Regions from separate parts of the Mus musculus genome. Here region 1 is linked to region 2. The links are chromatin contacts, found by Hi-C or POLR2A ChIA-PET in ENCODE. All regions are on one chromosome and are shown on one strand. The core of a region is the stretch at or near the end of the contact, and the rest is flanking DNA. Distances in the headings are between cores, read along the strand shown. Region 1 overlaps Abca4 (ATP-binding cassette, sub-family A (ABC1), member 4). Region 2 overlaps Gm34119 (a long non-coding RNA gene).

The links. A loop is a pair of places that touch in the nucleus more often than their neighbours do. ChIA-PET counts read pairs that join two places held with the same protein, here RNA polymerase II (POLR2A).
Region 1: a loop to region 2 is called in a map of heart, with 10 times the contacts of the local background. The contact joins two enhancer-like sites. A Hi-C loop is called at or near these places in 2 of 37 maps with a recorded cell type or tissue (both heart). POLR2A ChIA-PET finds 5 or more read pairs at or near these places in 1 of 5 experiments (Patski).

What each region holds. Positions count from the first base shown.
Region 1 is chr3:122,118,637-122,125,530 of GRCm38, reverse strand. It overlaps Abca4 (ATP-binding cassette, sub-family A (ABC1), member 4), which reads right to left. Exons shown (of 50, transcript NM_007378.1): 18 at 5,412-5,501; 19 at 3,726-3,900; 20 at 1,841-1,972. All of the region lies in intron 2 of Gm40138 (a long non-coding RNA gene), which reads left to right. Among named protein-coding and RNA genes, the nearest start is that of Gm40138, 4.4 kb to the left of the region's middle. Within about 2 kb of position 3,235, at least 1 of the 3 ENCODE cell types and tissues checked has a DNase peak (open chromatin) inside an H3K27ac peak, as active enhancers do; it is heart, where a contact is called at or near this core.
Region 2 is chr3:121,912,854-121,919,663 of GRCm38, reverse strand. The region is part of intron 1 of Gm34119 (a long non-coding RNA gene); the gene reads right to left. Among named protein-coding and RNA genes, the nearest start is that of Gm34119, 13 kb to the right of the region's middle. Within about 2 kb of position 5,068, at least 1 of the 3 ENCODE cell types and tissues checked has a DNase peak (open chromatin) inside an H3K27ac peak, as active enhancers do; it is heart, where a contact is called at or near this core.

The DNA of each region.
Region 1 (6,894 bases), core at 1,986-4,485, 210 kb before region 2:
TGTTAACAGTGAGATTGCCTCTGGGCGCTGAAAGGACTGGTGACAGTTTTTTTTCTTTTGTATTTATCTGTCTTCTCCCCTTCACCGCCCTCCTCCCTCTGCCAGGACTAGAGTCAGAATGTAAAATATGTTTTAATTAGAAGGAAAGAGTAGGGGAAGAGAGAAAAGAGGGAGGGAAAAGGGAGGGAAAAGAAAGAAAGTGATAGAAGAAGAATGGGAGAAAAGATAGAAAACCCAAGCAAGCCGGCATGAAAGCCCCCCTCCCCTCCCAGGACAGTCTATAGCACCGGTGGTCCACATGTAAAGGGGATAACATATCTCCTCTTTCTGTCAGCAAGTATTTGGGGGCAAGTAAGGGAAAGTGTCATAAAGAAGTTACCGTCCCTCCTCTGGCTGGGGACATCTCAACTCTGATCACCAGGAGCACAGCCTCACATTTGGAAGGACAAGGGCTTTTGACTGAGAAGACCAGACAAACGCATTGCTAAGTTGGGCAGGAAAGAAGTGTGTGTGTGTGTGTGTGTGTGTGTGTTGGGGGGGGGGCATTGGAGAACAGGATACAGGTGTCTTAGTGCTACTATTGCTCGGATGAAACACCATGACCAAAGCTATTTGGGGAGGAAAGGGTTTATTTGGCTTACACTTCATCATCAAAGAAAATCAGGACAGGAACTCAAGCAGGGCAGGAACCTGGAGGCAGGAGCTGATGCAGAGGCCATGAGGCCATGGAGGGAGCTGCTTACTGGCTTGCTCAGCTTGCTTTTTTTTTTTCTCCTCTTATTTTTTTTTAATTACGTATTTTCCTCAATTACATTTCCAATGCTATCCCAAAAGCCTCCCACACCCTCCCCACCACTCCCTTACCCACCCATTCCCATTTTTTGGCCCTGGCGTTCCCCTGTACTGGGGCATATAAAGTTTGCCTGTCCAGTGTGCCTCTCTTTCCAGTGATGGCCGACTAGGCCATATTTTGATACATATGCAGCTAGAGTCAAGAGCTCCGGGGTACTGGTTAGTTCATAATGTTGTTACACCTACAGGGTTGCAGATCTCTTTAGCTCCTTGGATACTTTCTCTAGCTCCTCCATTGGGGGCCCTGTGATCCATCCAATAGTTGACTGTGAGCATCCACTTCTGTGTTTGTTAGGCCCCGGCCTAGTCTCACAAGAGACGGCTATATCACGGTCCTTGCACCAAATGCTTGCTAGTGTATGCAATGATGTCATCGTTTGGAGGCTAATTATGGGATGGATCCCTGGATATGGCAGTCTCTTGATGGTCCATCCTTTTGTCTCAGCTCCAAACTTTGTCTCTGTAACTCCTTCCATGGGTGATTGTTTCCATTGTTGGTGGGATTGCAAGCTTGTACAACCACTCTGGAAATCAGTCTGGGGGTTCCTCAGAAAATTGGACATAGTACTACCGGAAGATCCCGAAATACCTCTCCTGGGCATATATCCAGAAGATGTCCCAACCGGTAAGAAGGACACATGCTCAGCTTGCTTTCTTATAGAACTCAGGACCACCAGCCCAGGGATGGCACCACCCACAATGGGCTGTTCCCTCTCCCATCGATCACTAATGAATAAAATGCCCCACAGGCTTGCCTGTAGCCTGATCTTACGGAGGCATTTTCTCAGGTGAGGCTCCCTCTTCTCCAGTGGCTCTAGCTTGTGTCAAGTTGACATGAAACCAGCCAGTATACAACAGGGGTTTCTGACAGATATTTTGTTTTCCTGTGGTGCTGGGGGCAGAACCCAGGGTGATGGATGGGCCAGGCAAGTGCTCTTCCAATGAGCCCCACCCCTGCCCAGGAGTATCTCAACTCCAGCTCACTTACTGATGAAACAGGATGTTGTGTTGTGGACACATGCCCAGGCTCTGCCGTACTACATCCAGGTTGGTTTCAATGTCTTTTCCCCCAATGAGCACAGTTCCTGACGTCGGTGGCAACAGTCCTGTCAGGATGGACCTGCCGAACACAGGGTTAAGTGGCAGAAGAGATGGTTGTTAGAACTCACCAGGGGATGAGGGTAACCCCATACAGGGTCAGAAGGATGCTTGTAGTGACACCTGCCCTATCTCTCTATCAAACTCAAACCTGATGTAGCTGAGGGGCCCAGAACATTTCCACACAGGGTTTACTTAGCACCAGTGCCTTGCTTCAAGTCCTAGTGCCTAGACCACAAGGGCCTTCTTTCTCTACTTTTTATTTCCAAGTGTTCCTGGGCCAGTATCAAGAGCCTCGGGGATTCCCAGACTCAGACACCCCACCCCATCATCACCCAGCCATCATTGCAGCGGTCAGTTGTAGTGCCCACTGGATGGCCACTGTGGTGGTCAGTTGTGGTGCCCATTATGACTGTCTGTCAGAGTGATATTCACGGATGTGGTCAGCTACAGTGTTCACTGTTGTTTTACTCTGTGGTCAGCGGTAGTGTCCACCGTGAAGGTCTGTCATAGTGGTTGCTCCGTGGCTATTGATGTGGCCAGCCATTGTGGCCACTGTCGTAGTCACAGTTGTGGTCAGTTAAAGGGATTTAGGACCCAGCCCCACTGCTTTGCCTGGGCGTGCAGCCCTTGACAGTGGAGAAGCAGGGTTGGTGACTCTCCAAAGCTCAGTTGATGCCAGTGAGAAGCTGGGCAGCCTGTCTGCTGACTGGCTAACACAAACAAATTCGTTTGGGAATTCCAAATGTAAAAATGTGAACAATGTTGTGATTTCTCTTTTCTTTCTTCAATTATACAAAACATGTCTCCCACCTGCTTGGGTAGTTGTCTAAGTTAAGTGAATCGAACATGCTTGAAAAACAAAACAAAACAAAAACAGGCCCCAGCACAAAGTGAAACTTAAAATGTTATGCTATTCCCAGCATTAGGACAGCGCTTGTGTTCCGACCCCAGTGGAAGTTTAGTTTCTGCACTGAGTGAAGTAATGTGTTTGTCTTCTAGAGGTCCTGGGGTCTCGAATGGAGTTTCCTGTCCTCCCACCACGTGAGTTAGCAAGGAGATAGCCTTAGGATGCCACGCCCAGTTCTGTCCCAAGTTCTGATAAAATCGCATGCTATCTGAACCTGTACTTCGAAGCTGAAATGTTGATCAACCACTAGAGGGAAACAGTACCAAGCCCAATGGCACCAGCCCCGCATTCCATTCCCATTGAAAGGCCCGGGAGCACATTCCGGAGCAGGGTGTACACTGCTGTTCCTTCCCGGGGCTCTGCAAGCCAAGGATTTGATGGCTGCTGTCACATGGCTTGTTGACCCCTACCCCTCCTCCACCGGCCCATCGGCCCATCGGAGGTCTGCACCGGAGCCCTGACTGCCTGTTCTCAGCAGGTGGCGCTCGCACCCCTTCCAGAACTAAAGGATGGATGGAGGAGTCCACCCAGAGCCTCAAAGCTTCCTGCCCTTGGCCTTCTGCCAGGCAGCGAGTCTACTTCACTGTTCTCCCTACACTTTCTCAGAAAGGTAGCCATCCCATCAGAGGTCCCACACCAGCACTAAAGCATCCTAATTATTAATTGGTAGGAAACGGAGTGCTACATAAAAATAGCCCGGGGACATGGGCAGCCACGGCTTTTTATCCTCACCGTGGGAGGTGTGTGTGAGTGTATATGTTTCCACCGAAATTCAGTAAGGAAGAACAGAGTGGAGTTATTGGGGAGAGAGAATGAAGCCGGGGAATGATAGGATGGGAGACAGCCTCTCTGGCAGAGAACTCACAAGGTGGTGGTCTTTCCCGCTCCGTTGTGACCCAGGAACGCCGTGATTTGGTTCTCATAGAAAGTGATGTTCAGACGGTCCACAGCTGGCCGGCCACTGGGCTCAAAAACCTTCACCAGGTTCTTCACACACACACCAGGCACCAGCCCTGGAAGCTCGCGTTCAAAAAAGGAGTCTTGGAGGGAAAAACACATTGTAGAAACACCACATGTTAATGACGCCGTGCTTCATGAACACACTGCTTCCTTCAGACCTGTGCTCTGGCTGTAACTTCACCTGCCCATGTGGCTGCAGCTTTGTGAAGAAGATCAAAACAGGAGTAGTCATAGTTGCACTGGCCATAGATTTCACACTTACTGTGAGTTAGGCACTGTTTCCAATGTTTCCCAACAAATCCCTCACTTCACACATATAGTCCTATAGGTAGATATAACTAGGCTCTTTTCAATAGGTTAGAAAGCCCAAGACTGAGAGACATCAAGTGTTCTATCAAGGCTACATGGTGTACAAGTGGCAAGTATGGGCCCAGGGTCCATACCCATCTGAAATAGCTCCTGTCTATTATTGAGTTAACCCCGAGTTCCGTCTTTGCTTCAAGGCTCAGTCTATCGGATCTTCATAGGTTTCTGGCACCAGCCCTGACTCCTCAAGCCAGGACAACCTACTCTTCCTCATCGTAACTCCTTCCTCCCCATGCTCCGTGCCCTTTCCAGTATCAACCAACCTACTCTCCCCCTCCCCGTGACCCCCCACCCCCCACCACAGCATCTTTTCCGAAGTTCACTTATAGAGTCAAGATTACTGTCAGAGTATTAAGTCTAATTAACTAATGGTCCCTTGCTCTGTCCCCAACTCCCGTTGCATTGTCTGCCTGTGTCTCCTGGCCACAACTAAAGCTGAAATGGAACCTTATCATACCACTCTGGGAGGAGGATCTTCTAGAGTTACTTTAGCCTGCAAACCAGCTCTGTGAGGATTCAGGTCTCCAACATCAGCTTTGCAAAGTGGTACCTGAGGGGCGCCTAGAAGCTGGACCCTCTCGTGCCAACATCAGGCTAAATCGGAGTCTGTGTGCCTCTCTAAACCCAAGCCATGCATACAGTCAGGGATGAGAAACATTAGGAGAATTAGTTCAAGAGTGAGGACAAAGCAGCAAAGGCCAGGGAAAGGAGTCTTATGTACCCTGCCCATCAGCCCGGGCGTGATTAGGTAACTTCCACCACCAGGAAAGGCTTTTGATGCTTGCAGTGAATGGGCTCTGGGTTTGTAAACCTTGAGTGAAGTGCAGTCAGCTCTGCTAGGCTCTTTCCCCTTACGGAACTTATTTTTGTCTTTCCTTGTAGCTCATATCCGCTTCAAGTCCCAGTGACCCAAGTCATTGTTCTGACTAAATCCTCGGAAGTCAGCACATTTGTGCGATTCCCTTGGGATTTGCCTAACAAGGGCACAAACACACTACAGACCTGGGATCTGCTTTCTCCAGGAAATATGCACTAATGTCTGGGTTGGACCATTCATTCCCCTCGTGTGCAGCTGGACATGAGATTTAACACCAGTCAAGAAAGGGAGTCAGCTTCCTGGCCTCCTTCATGTTGCTCGTCTTGTGGTTTGGCTCTGGCACTACTGAAGCTTTCCGTTCCGTTCTGCTGTCTTTTGGGATGGGGGTGGGGGGTCTTGGGGGGTTACCATTCATTCCTTCTGGGTGCTCTGGATCCTCCATCTCCTCTGTTAAGGGTTCAGTCTTTTCCAGAGCCCTTTCTTCTCTGGTCGAACAACCTGAACCAACCAGACGCCAACGTTACTCTTCAGGAGAGACAGGAGAGAAGAGGAGGGGCAGTGGGGACAGATGCATTTCCCATCACAAGGGTGGGACAGCTCCCTCCAGAGGTTGGAGCCATCATAGCTCTGAGACCCGTCTCCTGCATGGCCTCCAGCTCTGACCTGCTGCCCAGCCGTGAGGGACTCAAATCTGATTGTGCCGATTTCGCAGGGCCCACAGGGACTTTTTAAATCAGAACCTTGAAGCTGGAGAGTTTTGATTTACATTGTTGTTAGGGGGAACTGGGAATCAAACTAGGAACTCCCTGCTTGGTAGCACTAAGCCACATTCGCAGTCCTCGGCAATTCCTTTTAATGTGGCAGACTGCTCATGTCAGAAATTGTAATAAAAACAAAAACAAGCTGAGCAGTGCTCACCTTTAATCCCAGCACTTGGGAGGCAGAGACAGGTGGATCTCTGAGTTCGAGGCCAGCCTGGTCAACAAAGCAAGTTCCAGAACAGCAAGGGCTAAACAGAGAAACCCTGTCTTGAATGTTGTCCCCTTGAGGGGGTGGGGGTGGGGGAATCAGACAAATCAAAAAATCCATCGCAGGATTAAATTTGGAATAGGTTTGTTTTCTTTAGCCTACCACCTGGTCCTTTTTGCTCCAACTAAAACATGTCAGTCATGGGAGCCCTGAGCAAAAATCCACCTGTAGTGCTATGGTGGGTAGCTAGTTTAGATCTGAGCTGGAGAAATGGCTCCCTTTAAAAGGCCACCTATTCGGACATTCAGAAATCTTACGGTAATACCAGGGTGGAGCCTGGTGGGTGTATGCTATTCCTCCCCACACCCCCCCTACACACACACACACACACACACACACACACACACACACTCACCACAGATTTTATTTTTTAATGGCATTCGGTCTAAGGAGGTGTCAAGGACACCCTGGAAAAGGAAGAGGCAGAAAGGAGCCCCAGCCATAAAGGAAGCAGGAAGAAAAGAAAGCCACTAGCACCAAGCCCTTAGGGCTCTGCTTTAAGCACACATGGGGAACCACCAGGGAGTATCCTCAGTGCCCGACAGGGCCTCTAGATTTGCAGAATGTGGGAGAGCAGCAGGCTGAGGCTTAATGGTGAGAGGAGTGCTGTCTGGTGTACTTCTGTCTCCACTTCCTGAAGCAGTTTTGACTTTATTCTCCACAATTTCCGAGGTCAATGTGCCGGCGATCACACTGCCCGGCTATCATACTGCCCTCATGAGTAATACAGCAGCAAGAACAAATATCTTTTTAAATAACCACTGGAGTGACACTCTCCTCGTGAACCGTCCTCGGCTATTCTAGATTTTGCCCCAGTGTCCAGTGGGATTTCAACAGGAAATTGATGTTTCTGGCTCTCCAT
Region 2 (6,810 bases), core at 3,819-6,318:
TCTTTAGTTGAGTCATATTAACAGGTACCTCACAGAAAGAAGAGTGACCCCAGACAACTGGTACAACATAGACAGTGAGCCCTGTCGAGGTCTTTTAGCATCTGCTGACAGCATTGCCATCTCTTTTCTAATTTAGGGTCTTGATGCGTGGTTGTTCAGTTCTTCCTTAAACCCCGTGAACTTCCCCAGTATCTTCCCAATAAAAATGCCCTCATTTCCCGAGTTCACCACAGATAGGTTTTGTTCCTTGTAAACAAAGGAGCTTGTGCTATTTGGGGTTTTTATAGGCTACTGACGTGTATGGATTCCGCCTTCCAAGCAATGTAGGATTGTTGAGATTTCTGAGAAGAGAATTGGGCAGGGCTCTGGTTTTGGAATCATCATTTTGTTGTTGTTGGGGAGAGGGGCTGATTAGAGACATGATAGGGCTTTGGTTAGAAGGCTGCTATAACATCCTAAGCAAGAAATAACGCCGTCAGAGCAAAACACGGTGTGTATCAGTAATCCCAAAGGCAGGAGGATTTAAAGATTAAAAGTCTGTCAAAAATGAACTGAAACCAAACCACCAAAACCAAAATGACAGAGTGACACAGAGAGAGAGAGAAAGACACAGAGAGAAAGACACACAGGGAGATCAGAGGAATAGAAAGAGTTAAGTTTCAGAACTACTAAGAAAGAAACAGACTCAAAAAAGACTTAATCAAAACCACTTGATTATTGATCAAAACCATTGATCAAATAGCCATGCAAGGCACGGTGGCTCACACCTTTAAAGAACTAGAGAGGCAGAAGCAGGTGGATCTCTCTATATTGGAAGCCAGCCTGGTCCACGTAGCGAGGTCTCAAACAAAGCAAAACCAAAAACCAAACAAATAAGTGAGTAGGAATTACTACATTAATAAGACTACTTCAGAAAGTTGGATTTCAGTGACTAGAAAAGTGGAAAATGGTGCCACTCAATAAAAGAGTAGGGTTTGAAGATAGGGCGAAGAGTGCCGACACTTACTATAGACTGGATTGCCTGCAGTTGGTGATCAAACGTACAATCAAAAGACTCATCAATTAGATGCAATGATTTAGACCTGAGGTCTATTTGATACTTAGGTCAGCACATAGGTATATAGATTGGGCATGTTAGTGACCACTAGCAGTGGTAAGAATACCCCAGGGACGTAAGAGTATAAAGGACATAAGATAACTGGAGTCTGTCTCCATGATAGCCTTCTTGTCTACCACCTGTGCTGGCCCAGTTTCAATGTGAAGAAAGCCTTGTAGGCTTCTCTTTTGTTAAAAAATGATTTAAAATTGTATGAGGGGAAGTGGGAAGGATAAAGCTGAGGTTAGAGATCATTAAAGAATAGCGGCAACACACACACACACACACTACACACCACACACACACACACACACACACACACACACACACACACACACACACATCCATGGTTCTTTATCAGTGTGGGACAAAAGGCAGAGAAGATGAGCGGTTGGGTTATGGCAGTATTGGGATTTTTTTTTCCCTAATAGACATGTAAAAGAACGAAAGGGAAAAGAGATGAAGAGGAAGGTCTCTTGTTTCTAAGTTGCCTGGAGAAGGAAATGCTAGCAAAGGGGGTTGAGAGGTAAGTGACATCTAGATGCTCGATGCCTTTGATACAACTAAGATTCTCAGTTGCCAGAAGGTTGTGTTTAGATGGTGGAATTCAGGATTGCAGAGATGGAACAGTTCCAACTGACGGTAAGACAGAGAACAAAATCAAGGTTACAGGCTACTAAAATTAACAGACAACAGGAAAAGATTATGGATGTGTGCGTCTAGGATGCTTGGGCATATTTATAGGCTGATGCAAACAGTTCGTCAAAGCGGAGGAGTCAACAGGAAACAGATGAAATGCCCGTCAGGAGACTAACCCAGAATGCTGTATTCTGTAGAGTTAGAGGTCCACATTAGCATTAGGAGGACAAACTACTTATGATGGCGTAGTAACTATATAGAGACCCAATAGAGGACTGTAGAGTGCCCAAGGGTAAGAAAAATGGAATGATTTCCTTAATTGTGTTTTAAAAACTAATCTATTCTTTGACAGGTTTTTGTGTGTGTATACACATAATATTATACATATATACACATTTGCATATGTGCATATACATGTATCTAAGTAATATGGCCACACTTACCTCCCCACCTTTCTTTATCCTCTTCCCACCCTCGCCAGTTCCCCTCCTCCACCAAGTCCCCACCTTCCTTCCCTGTCTCCTTTTGTTTTGTTTCTGTTTTGTATTTTGTGACCCCCTGAGCTTAACCGGGGCCACCCATGTGGGGCATGGGTGTGGAGCTATCTGCTGGGACACAGATAACTCACCCGTGGCTATACCGCTGAAAAAGAGTTGAATGGAAGGAAAACATTTATAGAACTCAGGAGCTGGCTGTCTTGAGAAGACAATAACTTGGGTCAAAGAAAACTCAGCCAAGCTAAGGAGACATTTCAGGGAAGGTTCCAGAGGCAAATATCACCTCACACCCTTCTCTGTCCAGATCTGCTGCTGAGAAGGGCTGTAAAGGCCTGTCTGTGTGTGTGTGTGTGTGTGTGGGGGGGGGGGTTCTGGAGAAGAAGAGAGAAGAATAAAAAGATGGCATTAGATAGGTAAACCATGGACCTTGGTGAGATTGGAGGGTGGGAGAGACAGGCCACAGAAGGGCAAACTGATAGTGAAGATTTCTAAACAGGGGAGAGAGAGTCAAAATTCAAGTCTTAGATAAATGAACAGCATAGAAGCACAAGAGGTAAGCTAGACCTGTTGTGAATTCTAGCAATTCCACCACGTGAGAGGCCATATGCTCAAAGTCCTCCTGGGCTACACAGTGAGACCTGTCTCAAACAAACAAAAAGCAGAAAGAAGAGAAAGAAACAAATACTATGAGAGAAGAAGACAGAAAACACATAACATTCACAAACAGCTTTGCAGATTCCATTTTGTACAAAACAAAGAACATCCATAATTGAAGAGGTGGGGATGAAGATGGCGATCTGCTTCTGAACAGCGGGAGGACAGAGGTAAATGTCTGATGATTTTCTTGGAGAGCATGCACAGAAAGGCCTCCACGATCATGAACCCTGGGCAAAATCCGTCTGTCTTTTGTGTGATTGTTCTCCACTGTCCCTTGGCTATTCATGCTCAAGCAGGGAGACCACAGCTGGTTGATGGTGGGTTCACAAACCTCTAGAATTCTACTTCCTCCTTTGAGGACTAGAAAGGCACACATGCGGTGCACATACATAGATGCAGACAAGATATACACACATAAAATAAAAATAAATAAATCTTTTAAAAGTCAGCTTGTCTTTGGCCCTCTTCAGCTTACGTATTCTCAATCAGGACTCTCAGCTCTTCTCCTCTCTGAACCCCTCTCCTGTTTCCTCCGTTCTCAGATACTTTCCTGGGAGTTTTATTTATTTGTGTTTATAACATTTTACACAAAACAAGTAAATGATTCTTTAAAAATCGTCTTTGCTTGTTTGTTCCACCCCAGAGAATTCATAAAAATACAATGAGCCATGAGATAACAAATTTCTATCGGCCGGGCGGTGGTGACACACGCCTTTAATCCCAGCACTTGGGAGGCAGAGGCAGGCAGATTTCTGAGTTCGAGGCCAGCCTGGTCTACAGAGTGAGTTCCAGGATAGCTAGGGCTACACAGAGAAACCCTGTCTCAAAAACCAAAACAAACAAACAAACAACAAACAAACAAACAAAAATCTATCCTTATGATTCAGAACCCGTGAAGTGAACTTGGTGTGGCAATTCCTATCTGTCATCCCTGCCTGCATTTGGAAGGCAGAAGTCAAAAGACCATAAACAAGTTTGAGGCTATCCTGGACTATAGTGCGTTCTAGAGGAGCCTGGTCTACCAGAGAGAACCTCTCTTAGAAAACCAAAACCAAACAACAGCAGCAAAAACAAAACAAAACAAAAAAACAAGAAAAACAAATACATTGCCATTTGTGACAAGAATAAAAATCTAAGGAAACAGAAAAGTAGAATTGGCACCCATATTTAATCTCATGAAACCCAACTCATAACACTAAGTTGATGGAAACAAAACAAATACAGCATTAAAAAAAAAACCTTCGAAAATAATAATAAAGCACAAACACAGGGCTTCTGAAACTCAGCCACGCCACATCCTCTGCTCCCATTTGGATGTGACACACTGTTTTAAATGGCATTGGGTGGAGGCCCAGCAGGAAGGAAGCATCGGATATTGCTGGAACATATCTTTGTTTGAGCAACAGCTAAATGAGAAAGGTCACCATTATGCTTTGCTTTCAAACCCTGGGTCTGTTTTGAAATTAGCTCTGAACATTTCACCACAGATGCTGATTTATAATCACTGAAGCTCATAATCCCAAAGCATTCATCGTTTTCCCCCTCCCTCCCCAGCGAGGTGAGGAGGGTACGTTTATTTCCTTGCCACTGTTTGGATCACAATATGTCAGGAGAAGGTAAAATGCCCTTCATTTATGAACTTCAGAATTCCCGGTTATACAAAATTGCAACAGTTAAGTTTAAAGGACATCTAGCTTTCTAATTTCCTCTGTAATTGGGGGAGGACGGGGGATGGGGACTTGTTAAACTCATTGCCAGTGTTGGAGATGCAAGGCTCTTTAGCTATTGTTTCTCAACATTTATTGCATTCTTGTGCTGGATCAAGCACAAGGCCCGGAGATCCTAAGCCAGGCTAACTTTCTTTTGTGCAAACCGGCAAGTCCTATAAACTCCAGAAGCCCTCCTCCCAGGAAGGGCCGAGTTCCACCAAGAACAGTAGAAGCAGCTCTAGCACACATTCCTGGCACAATTTGGGAAGGGAGAACAGAAATCTAGCAAATCTCTCCGTTTATATTTTTGGTTTTCCCGGTTGGCCCCGCTGCTGTATTCCCATGTCTGGAGCACGTCCCACTGTGCGAACTGGAGCTCTCAGAATAAACGTTGGGAAAGGCTGGGTCCACCCTCCAGGGATAAGAGAGCCAGGGAAGGAGGAGGAGGGGGCAAAGGAAAAGGGAAGGGGACTCTGTCTTCCTGTGTTTGGATGACCTTTCCCTGTGTTTATCTGGAGAGACTGGGCAGCCACACTGTGTTTGGTGTTAGGCTGCCATGCGGCCTAGTTTTATATGGGCAAAGGACTTTTGTCTTCGCTTAGAAGGAGTGGGTTTAGCTCATCGAAAAACAGAGACAACAAAAAAGTTCACTAGGGTAAGGGCCTAAAAAAAGAAATTGTTTTCTTTAAAAATGTTTTTCTAAAATATTTATTAATTTATTTGAATGTGTATGGATGTTTTTCCCTGCATGCTGTGCACATGTCTGATGCCCACAGAAGCCAGAAGAGGGTATGAGATTCCCTGGAGCTGGAGTTACAGATGGTTGTGAGCCACCATTTGGATGCCGGGAATCAAACCTGTGTCCTCTCTAAGAATGATTATCCCTAATGGACTAGCCATACGTTCAGCCACAAGAAATCTTCCTAAAGGTTCACATTAGCTTGTGTCTAGCCGGTCCCCTCCTGTTCACTGAGATGGATCTACCTGTGTGTCTGCCTTCCTGCTAAGGCGCGGCTGAAGAGTGTCTTCCTTGGCCCAGATCTCTCCAGATCCTTTTTAGTTTAGTTAAACCTATTTAACCATTTCTTTATTTAGAAATGGGTCCAGCTACAGAGCTCGGGGTTGACCTTGAACTTAGGACGCTTCTGTCTCAGTCTTCCAGTGTTAAAACTGCAAGTGTGCGCCATCAGCCAAACCTTCAACTTTTAGCATCTATGAATTCCACAAAACACACACATGTACACATGTACATAGCGTGGGCCTATCATATTCATAAACCAATACTTAAAAGAAGAAGAAAAGCTGGAGAAATGGTGTTAGATAAACAATAGAAAATCCTCCTCCAATGGCCTCCTTGTGCCAGATGTGGTGACCGGCCCTAGACCTACATGGAGCCGGCTACACAGGGGGCGTGGACAGGCGGGAAGCAGCTTGCAGCAGATCTTTGTGCTCTTTCTTTAGCTGGCTCTGTGATTTGGACAAGTTATCTTCTTTAGCAAAAAATTTTAATGAAATATTTGATAGAATATTATCCAGGTTTAAGTGGGGAAAACAATTCCAAGACAGGCTAAAACACACATGACTATTGAAGGCATCCTAAATGAGATAAAGCAGTCATAGAAGACACAGACTGTATGGCTGTCCTTCTATCAAGTGGCCAAATTCAACAGATAGAAAACCCAACACTTGCTAAAGGTCAAAGGGTAAAGGAAATGGGGGGGGGTCACTGTTTAAGGGGCAGAGGTTCAGTTCACAGGGGTCCAGTTTACAACAGGAAACGTAATATGTGGAGATGACACCTGCATAACAATGTGAATGTAGCTGATACCCGTGAGCTACACTCTTAAAAGCCAATTATTTTAAATGGCAAGTTAGCAAAAACTTGTATTTTATTATGATTTTTTAAAAATGCTGCAGATAGCCTGGTACACAGCATACTGTGAACACGTAATGAATGCTCATAACACAAAGATCACTCCTCCCCGAACAGCCCCAAGGGTGGAACACCCGCAGCTGTGCGCTTACAGCAGCTGAAATGGGGCTTGAAGGTGATCACTTGCTGCCTAGTAGTTTCAAATATTGCTTTGATTACATTAAACTTCTGTTCAACAATGTAAGAGTGCTACATATCTCTGTGGTAGCGCTTAGATGCTGCTTGGGGTTACATTTCTTATTTGCAGGCTGAAACAACTGCAATTTCAGCTTCATTCCA